Regions from separate parts of the Homo sapiens genome. Here regions 2 and 3 are each linked to region 1. Evidence: chromatin contacts called from ENCODE Hi-C or POLR2A ChIA-PET data. All regions are on one chromosome and are shown on one strand. The core of a region is the stretch at or near the end of the contact, and the rest is flanking DNA. Distances in the headings are between cores, read along the strand shown.

Evidence for each region. A loop is a pair of places that touch in the nucleus more often than their neighbours do. ChIA-PET counts read pairs that join two places held with the same protein, here RNA polymerase II (POLR2A). Pooled maps may share reads with other maps.
Region 2: a map of PC-9 shows a loop between it and region 1 (8-fold over the local background). The contact joins two enhancer-like sites. A Hi-C loop is called at or near these places in 1 of 168 maps with a recorded cell type or tissue (PC-9) and 4 of 50 pooled maps. POLR2A ChIA-PET finds 5 or more read pairs at or near these places in 1 of 52 experiments (naive thymus-derived CD4-positive, alpha-beta T cell).
Region 3: a pooled map shows a loop between it and region 1 (2.4-fold over the local background). The contact joins two enhancer-like sites. A Hi-C loop is called at or near these places in 2 of 50 pooled maps.

What each region holds. Positions count from the first base shown.
Region 1 is chr20:32,153,958-32,156,615 of GRCh38, reverse strand. TM9SF4 (transmembrane 9 superfamily member 4) reads right to left here. Exons shown (of 18, transcript NM_014742.4): 13 at 1,430-1,513. Among named protein-coding and RNA genes, the nearest start is that of TM9SF4, 46 kb to the right of the region's middle. Within about 2 kb of position 1,300, at least 20 of the 41 ENCODE cell types and tissues checked have a DNase peak (open chromatin) inside an H3K27ac peak, as active enhancers do.
Region 2 is chr20:32,520,565-32,523,222 of GRCh38, reverse strand. It overlaps NOL4L (nucleolar protein 4 like), which reads left to right. Exons shown (of 11, transcript NM_001256798.2): 3 at 2,301-2,412. Among named protein-coding and RNA genes, the nearest start is that of NOL4L-AS1, 39 kb to the left of the region's middle. Within about 2 kb of position 1,327, at least 5 of the 41 ENCODE cell types and tissues checked have a DNase peak (open chromatin) inside an H3K27ac peak, as active enhancers do.
Region 3 is chr20:31,821,561-31,824,218 of GRCh38, reverse strand. It overlaps MYLK2 (myosin light chain kinase 2), which reads right to left. Exons shown (of 13, transcript NM_033118.4): 4 at 2,482-2,658; 5 at 637-742. Among named protein-coding and RNA genes, the nearest start is that of MYLK2, 3.5 kb to the right of the region's middle. RefSeq lists enhancers at 1-453, 454-981, 1,449-1,508 and a silencer at 1,099-1,148. Within about 2 kb of position 1,328, at least 8 of the 41 ENCODE cell types and tissues checked have a DNase peak (open chromatin) inside an H3K27ac peak, as active enhancers do.

The DNA of each region.
Region 1 (2,658 bases), core at 51-2,550:
AAACAAAAAATACAACAATACAAATTAAAAAACAATATAGTATAACAACTATTTACATAGCATTTACATTGTATTAGGTATTTTAAGTAATCTAGAGAAGAGTCAGAATATACAGGATGTGTGTACGTAAACACTATGCCACTTTATATATGGGACTCGAGCATCCTTGAATTTTGGTATCTTCAGGGGTCCTGGAACCAATCCCCTATGAATACCAAGGGACAACTGTATCTATTTATATTTGTGCCTGGAAAGGCCTATACCAAAGAGCTAACAATACTTCCTTAGATGGGATATGGGGGATTAGAACTGATTTTTCATTTTCTTCTTTATCCTCTTCTCTACACTTACTTTTTACAAGAATCACATAAAAAGAAATATATATATAAAGTGTTTAGAACAGTATTACTACAAAGCAAGCATCATATAAATGTTTGCTGTTATTTTATAAATTTTAAATTATGTAATTCTTTTGTAAGTATATCTATAAAAAGGAAAAAAGACAACATATATTAAAGACCTACATTGTATTTATCTCTGGGTGAGCAGATTTGGGGTTATTTTAAATTTCTTCTTTAACTTCTCTGCACTTTCCAAAATTTCTACAGTGAATGTTTATAATGAGCAGCTGGTAACTGGGAGGAAAATGCTCAAAGGGAGAAGGAACACAGGGATAAAAAAGGTGAAGTGAGAGGAAGGGCATGACTGTGTCTTGAGGGTGGCTTCCTAAGTTGCTGGGAAAGAAACCCCTCCTCTGTAAGCCTGGACGTGAAGCCTCATGCAAGGACCTTTACCGCCACCCCCAGGTGGAGGGCAGAGGGCTCTACGTGCTAAGGCTAGGATAGCAAAATGCCTGCCACATCTCAACTGCAGTCCTGCTAATTGACCAAGACCCCACTCCCCCTCCCCACAACTGAGTTCAAAATCCTCCTCAGTGAGTCTTGGACAGCTGCTAGTAACACACTGGACTGGGGCTGGCAGGATTCCCAGCTCTAAGGGTAATACAACCTGATCCTTCCTTTCCTCTCTCCTCCACCTGCAGGGGCTGGTGCTGAGGGGCAGGGACACTGAGGAGGACAGGCTTGCTTTGGGATAATGACCTAATAAACTCACACTGGGCAGCTCACTCTTGGTTAAGACAAAGGGAAATTCCCCAGTTGGCCGCTGGACTGTGGAAACCTCCCTTTAGAGAAGTGGGCTTGGGTCAGTTGACTGAAAGATCTCACAGGAAGGCCAGGGCCAGGGCATGACACACCAAGGGCAGGGCTGGGGAAACCCCAGCTGGCCCTCTGCCCTCATGGCTGGGAACGTAACTCTGGGGACTCAGAAAAGGGAAGGGAATGGCAGGAAGTGGCTTTTGGGAGTAGGGCTGAGTGCAACTGGTCCTCGCTTGCTGGGGAGGGGCTGGAAGGGTAGGGGAGGCACTTACCGCTCCTGATGAGTGCTTTCCCCAAATGAAGCAATTCAATACGAAGCAGATGCCAAAAACCACACCAGGGTACAGAGTTGCCGTCTGGAGCAAGAGGGGCCGGGTTGAGGAGCAGCATCCAGGGACCTCCCCTACCTGTCCCGGTGGGGCCCCCAGACCAGAAGCTCTTAAGCCCTCCTTGTCTTTCAGACTCTGCTCAAGCATCATTCCTTCCAGAAAGTATTCCCTGACCCTCAGACTGAGCAGGACTCTGTTCTATGCCCTCTCAGGTCCCTAATACTGCCCCTTCTTGCTCTCATCCCAGTTCGTAATTACATATTTTGGCTACCTGATCAATATCCGCCTATCCCCAAAAGACTGTGAGCTCCTTGGGAGGAGTGTGTCTACCTTGTTCTCTGATGTACTCTCATCACTGAGAACACGGTAACTACTCTGGCCAGGCGTGGTGGCTCATGCCTGCAATCCCAGCACTTTGGGAGGCCGAGGTAGGTGGATCACCTGAGGTCAGGAGTTTGAGACCAGCCTGGCCCACATGGCGAAACTCCGTCTCTACTAAAAATACAAAAAATAGCCGGTGTGGTGGCTCATGCCTGTAGTCTCAGCTACTCGGGAGGCTGAGGCTGGAGAATTGCTTGAACCCGGGAGGCAAAGGTTGCAGTGAGCAGAGATCGTGCCACTGCACTCCAGCCTGCGCGACAGAGCGAGATTCCGTCTCAAAAAAAAGAAAAAAAGAACACGTTAACTACCCAATATATACATATGTAAAAAAATTTTTTTTTTGAGGGGGAGAAAAATTACCTCCAGAATCGCTTGAGCTCAGGTGTTTGAGACCAGCCTGGGCAACATGGTGAAACCCTGTCTTTACAAAAAATTAGCCAGGCGTGGTAGTACGCACCTGTGGTCCCAGCTACTTGGGAGGCTGAAACAGATGGATTGCTTGAGCCCGGGAGGCAGAGGTTGCAGTGAGCCGAGTCATGCCACTGCACTCCAGCCTGGGTAATAGAGCAAGACTCTGTCTCACACACACACAAAAACCCTAAAAAACAACTTTAACAAAACACGTATGTCTGGGCCCCAACCCAAACTGCCTAGAAGGATGGTGAAGCTCTGAGTCTTGGGGTGGCAGATGCTGGGTTCCTATGTACCTTGTCTCACCTAATCCTCACGCAAGTCTGGAAGGAAAGTCTACCATTATTCCTTTTAATGAGGACACTGAGGCCTGGCGATGT
Region 2 (2,658 bases), core at 78-2,577, 370 kb before region 1:
ATCCTCCCCTTCCACCCATCAATGGGACCCAGGGCCAGAAGGTGTGTGCTCAGCACTCCCCTCCCTGTGGCACGCCAGCCAGCCTTTGCACACTGCTGGGGTCCCTGCCAAGGCCAGGATAAATGTGGCCACCACTCTACCCCTGGAGAGGGAGCCATTCCTATTCCCTCAGCTGGCCAGGCAGCAAGAAGGGCCCTGCCCATCCTGTGTGCAGCCCTCAGCAGAGCAGCCAGGCCAGGAGGACCCCCTGAGCCCTTTAAAAAATATTTCTCTGCCCATTGGCAGGTGAGCAGGCAAGCTTTGGGTAGCTTAGTAGGGCTGCCCTCATGGTAGGGACCTGGCCCTCTTCTCCCAGCTGACTGTGCAACCCTCCCCCGGGCCCTCCACTGAGCTCTCCTGAGGCCTGACCTAGGGTGCCACGTCTCAGGGGAGCCGAGGGGCATCTGTCGGCCCAAGTCAGCCACAGCCCTCTGCTCTGCCTAGCACACGCCCTTCCCTCCTGCACACTTGCTCCTGCAGCTGCCACCCTTCAGCCAGACATCTCTCTCCAGACCCAGCTGGCCTGAGAGGAACGTGCCCCCAGACTTCCAGGCAGCCCTGGGCTGCTCTGCTGAGGGCTGCACACAGGATGGGCAGGGCCCTTCTTGCTGCCTGGCCTACTGAGGGCACAGGAATGGCTCCCTCTCCAGGGGTAGAGTGGTGGCCACATTTATCCTGGCCTGGGCTAGGGATGAAGCTCTCTGTGTGCATGGCAGAAAAGCCCCATCCCTCGGACCTGACACCTGACAAGGACCAGCTGCATCCCTGATGTTGCTCTCCCATCCGCTGCTCCAGTCAGAGACACTGGGGTTTGCCCTTGTCCCTGACCTCCAGAGGAAGGCAATCAGACAGGGAATTTGGAAGGGAGATAACTCATCAAGGAGCCTGCCTGCTCCACAGAGCATCAAATCAGCTGAGAAATAACAATTGTGTCACCAAAATTAACTTCGCATTTGCAGCTGGCAAGAGTGGCCCCTGGACTCTGCCAGTGGGCTGAGCTGGAAGCTGTGCCTGAGCTGGTCCTCCAAGAGCCCAGCCACAGCCTGGGACACCCCAAGCCTTCTGCATCCCCCCACAACTCCACTCCCCAGCCCCGCCCTAGCCCACCTCTACCCTCCAGCCATCACAGAGATGGAGAAGGACATTCGTGCATTTCTAAAGGAGCAAACCCCTGCAGTTGCTGTGGGAAGGCGGGGCCAAGCGCAGCGCAGAGCAGCCCCTCACCCTTGGCCAACTTTCCCAGCCCGGCTGCGGGCTGCGGCGAGGACAGCGGAACGCTTGGGTGATGCTGCCCCTTAGTGGAGAGGTGCGGGAGGACCCAGGCTCCAGGAAGCACATGGAAAACCAGTAACTGGGCAGTCTCAGCCCAGGGAACCTGGGACTGAAGGGACTCTTTGGCCCCACCAGACAGCTAAATCAGGGTCAGTGGCTTTTCCAAAACCCAGAGCAAGAGGAAAGGGCTGGACACCTAGGCCCACAGCCACTTCTTCCCCACTCCCCCACCCAGCCCTTTTTTCATGTTCCCTCCCTTCTTTGTGTCTCTCCCCCAGCCCTCTGCATCCCTGTCCTCCTCCTCAACTAGGGGAGGCCTTCTGGAGGCAACTGTGGAGTGGTGTGACCTGGAACATGGGGTTTAGTCTGGCACTGCCTTGAAAATTCCTTGTGACCTTGGGGAGTCAGCTCACCTCTCCAAGCCATAGTTGCCTGGAACATGGGGGTCCTGCAGAGCCTGTCTAGTTTGAAAAGTCTGATGCCTGGTACTAGCCCTTCACAGCTCTTCCTAAGAAGGTTCTTGACCTGTCAGTGATCACAGGAGATGGCTTGTAGGACCTTTGGTTCTGTGTATGGGCCTGGGGCAGTGAATTTATCTGTGGGTCTCAGTCTATCCATCTCTAAGAGGGGAACTGCTCACCCTACGCTAGAGCAATGTTTGTAAGCCCATTTTTTTGTAGCAGCAATAAAATGTTCTGAGGAATGTTACTTATTAGAATATAGGTTAAAGACTAGATAATGTTTAAAGGGTTTGCTTTTTCAATTTTTAACCTCCTTTATTGCGATTTTTAAAACAAATGGTTTTCCACAAAAGTACTGTCTCATTGCCACAGCTGAGAATCCAGGACACCTGTCCCTTGCTCCTCAAATCCCTGACTTTCCTTGCAAGAGCCGAAGCACCTGCCACCAAAGCTCAGACCTTGGTGACCCCATGGCCAAGTTGCCTCCCCACAGATCCATATAACAAGCGAAGCTCTTCTCTCCTCCAGATCGCAGAGACCTATGCCTTCCTCCCGAGAGAGGCCGTGACCCGGTTCCTGATGAGCTGTACGGAGTGTCAGAAGAGGATGCACTTTAACTCCAATGGCCTGGAACCCAAAGGTAGCAGGGGTGGCGTGCTGGAGGGCTAGGGCGGGGGCCATCTAAGAGTGGACTGTCCCTGAAGACGCCAGCTTTTGCTGGCACAGAAAAGTGTCCAGCAGCTGTTGTTGCTAGTCCCAGAGGCCAGTATGGGTCCGTGGTGCTGCCCAAAGCGCCTTGTTTTGTTTCGTTTAACTTTTTTTAAATCTCAAATTTCACTTAAAAACCAACCATACAAAACAAAAAAGTGAACAACATGTTTCCCCT
Region 3 (2,658 bases), core at 79-2,578, 330 kb after region 1:
CCACCGGGGTCAGTGGCATCCTTTGCTCTGATCCTAACTTGGTCCCAGACCCAGTGGTGCCTCTGGATCCCCTTTGGTGAGATGGGAGCACTCACCCCAGCCAGCCCTGACTCCCTCCTGAAGCTGTGAGCTGTTCTGCCAGGACAATGGCTGAAGCAGGTTCTTTGAACCACACAGACCACGTGCACAGGAAGAGCAGGCGTGTAGGGAGGATGGCCCTGGGATGCGACCCTTAGAGGTTTAGGGCAGGCAGGCCCTGGGCCCTGGGGGAGGGCACCTTCAGGCAGAGGGAGGATCTGCAGAGGTATAAGACTGAGTCAGGGCTTTTTACAAAGCAGGAATCACCATGAGGGGGTCAGTGTGGTGCCTGGAGCTGAGACAGACAGAAAAATGCTGTGTATTTCCTACGGAAGCACTGAATGGCTGACGGTGCGTCTGAGTAAGTGACAGCAACACTGAGTGCACATCAGCATGTGACAGCTGCACACAGTGTGTGTCCCACACAGAGGTGAACATGTCCATGTGGCCATGTCTCAGCGGGGTGTGTGTCTGGGCCTTGCACAGGGGAAATGTGAAGCCACAGGAGCCCGGTGTACTCTCTGTCCATGAGTGCCCAGCTGGGGTCCCAGATCTCACCCTCCGAGCGCCTCCTTGGAGTTCATACTGAATTCACTGCTGACATTCCCGGTCCTCAGCTCCACCATGCGGTGAGGGAAGGGGGCCGGAGGTGGCGGGCAATCATCTGGGGGACAGAGCACAGCCCTCATGGTCAGTGCCAGGGGCTGCTGAGGATTCCCCTTGGCACCACCCCTCCTGCTGGCCTGGGCCCCATCTAGGGAAGTTAAGTTCACCAAGTGATACCTGGGGGACACCTGGCTCCAGGATAGGGGCTATGGGGCCCAGTTTCCAATATCAGTTCTGCCACCAACACAACACTCCTATCAGGGAGGACCAGCTTCTCCTGGCAGAACAAACGGGATGGGAGCTTGGACTTTTTGGACCCTCTGCATTATAAGACACAAGGACTCCATCCCAAGCTATCTGCATTTCCACCAAAAACAATCAAACACAGCAGCTATAAAGCGGAATGCCAGGCAGTGGGGTTGCTATGTCTGAATAATGGGGTAGGTGGTGGGACCTGCCCACCCTCCATCCTAATAACACCGCAATCTGGCCAGACCACCCATGGCGGGGCGGGACCGGGGACCGTGCTGTTTGGTGGGGAGAGGGCGCCACCTAGCGGCAAGTGTGGGGAACCGCTCGCCCTGAAGGCTGGCAGGCCGGCAGGCGGTCATCAGGAATGGAAACCTCTTTATAAATAGCAAGAGGCGGCAGGGAAGCCGGGCTGGTGATAAATCAAACGGCCTTTGGAGGTGGTTCAGATCCTGTCACTCTAGGATGCGATTTCGGGGCGGGGCGGAGGTCTCTGCGGCTGCTAGGGGCGGAGGCAGGGCTCCTGGCTGCCGCCCAGCCGCCAGGTCCTCCCACCCTGTCTGGGTGGCACGGTGCCGCTCACCAGGCAGGCTGGCGGGTCTCCCAGGGCACTTCAGCCTGGAGGCAGGGGGGTGTCAGGACACTCTGGGTTCTCCTGACCCCATCTCACCCCACCCCCAGCCCTGCCGCACCCCTGCCCAGGCCCTTTCCCTATTCACCTGCTGGCCAAGCTCACTCACACTCAGTGCTCTCTGCAGCCCATGAACAAGCCACGGGCTGCTTGTCTAATCATCAATGAAGGCCACTCCACAGTCCTGCCCCATTGCACATGCCCAGCTTCCTTGGTCACTGCTCCCACACACAGGCACCTGTGCTCCTCAGCGCATGAGCCCTCTATAGCTCCCACGACCCCACCCCACTATACAGTTTAGCTACTAAGCCTGGCATTTGAGCCCTTCTACAGATTGACTCCAAATTCCATTGCCCAGGGAGTTTGTGTTGCTCCAATAATCTGCCTGATTTTTCTTTTTTTTAACTTCATTTTAGTCAAAGTAGAAAAAACTCAAAAGTGGGTTCTGGAGTCTGGGTGGCCTGACAGGTTCAAATCCTGTCTTCACTGGATATGTTTGGGCACTTCATTTTCCTTTTTCTGAGCCTTCCTTTCCCCATCTATCAAAAGGGAATACTAAATTTAAAAATAAAAATACATCTTAAAAAATAAGATTGAAGAAAGCCAGGTATGGTTGTACACGCCTGTAGTCCCAGCTACTCGGGAGGCCAAGGTGGGAGGATCACTTGAGGCTGGGAGTTTGAAGCCAGCCTGGGCAACGTAGCAAGACCCTATCTTTTAAAACAAATAAACAAATGAATAAACATACGTTAAAAAAGGAATACTTTCTGGAGTTGTGTGACCCTTAGATGAATGGGCCTGGGTAAGGCTTGGCTCAGGGCAGTTCAGACCTCCGAATAGGTAGACTTGGGACTGACAGCCCCCTTCCCTCCCCCTGGCCCCAGGGCAGCCCCAGCCCCCACCTGCCCCTGGCCTACCCAAAATCTGGAAGCAGTCCTCCTCCCTGGCTGTGAGACAGAGGGCCTGCCCCACCTCGGATTTCTCTGAGGGAACAGCCTGGAACTCAATCCCCCTCGAGGTGTCCCCTTGCATCTTAGCCTGGCCAGCCTGGCCTGGGGTTTTCTCTCCCACTTCCTTCTGGCTCTCTGCCAGGA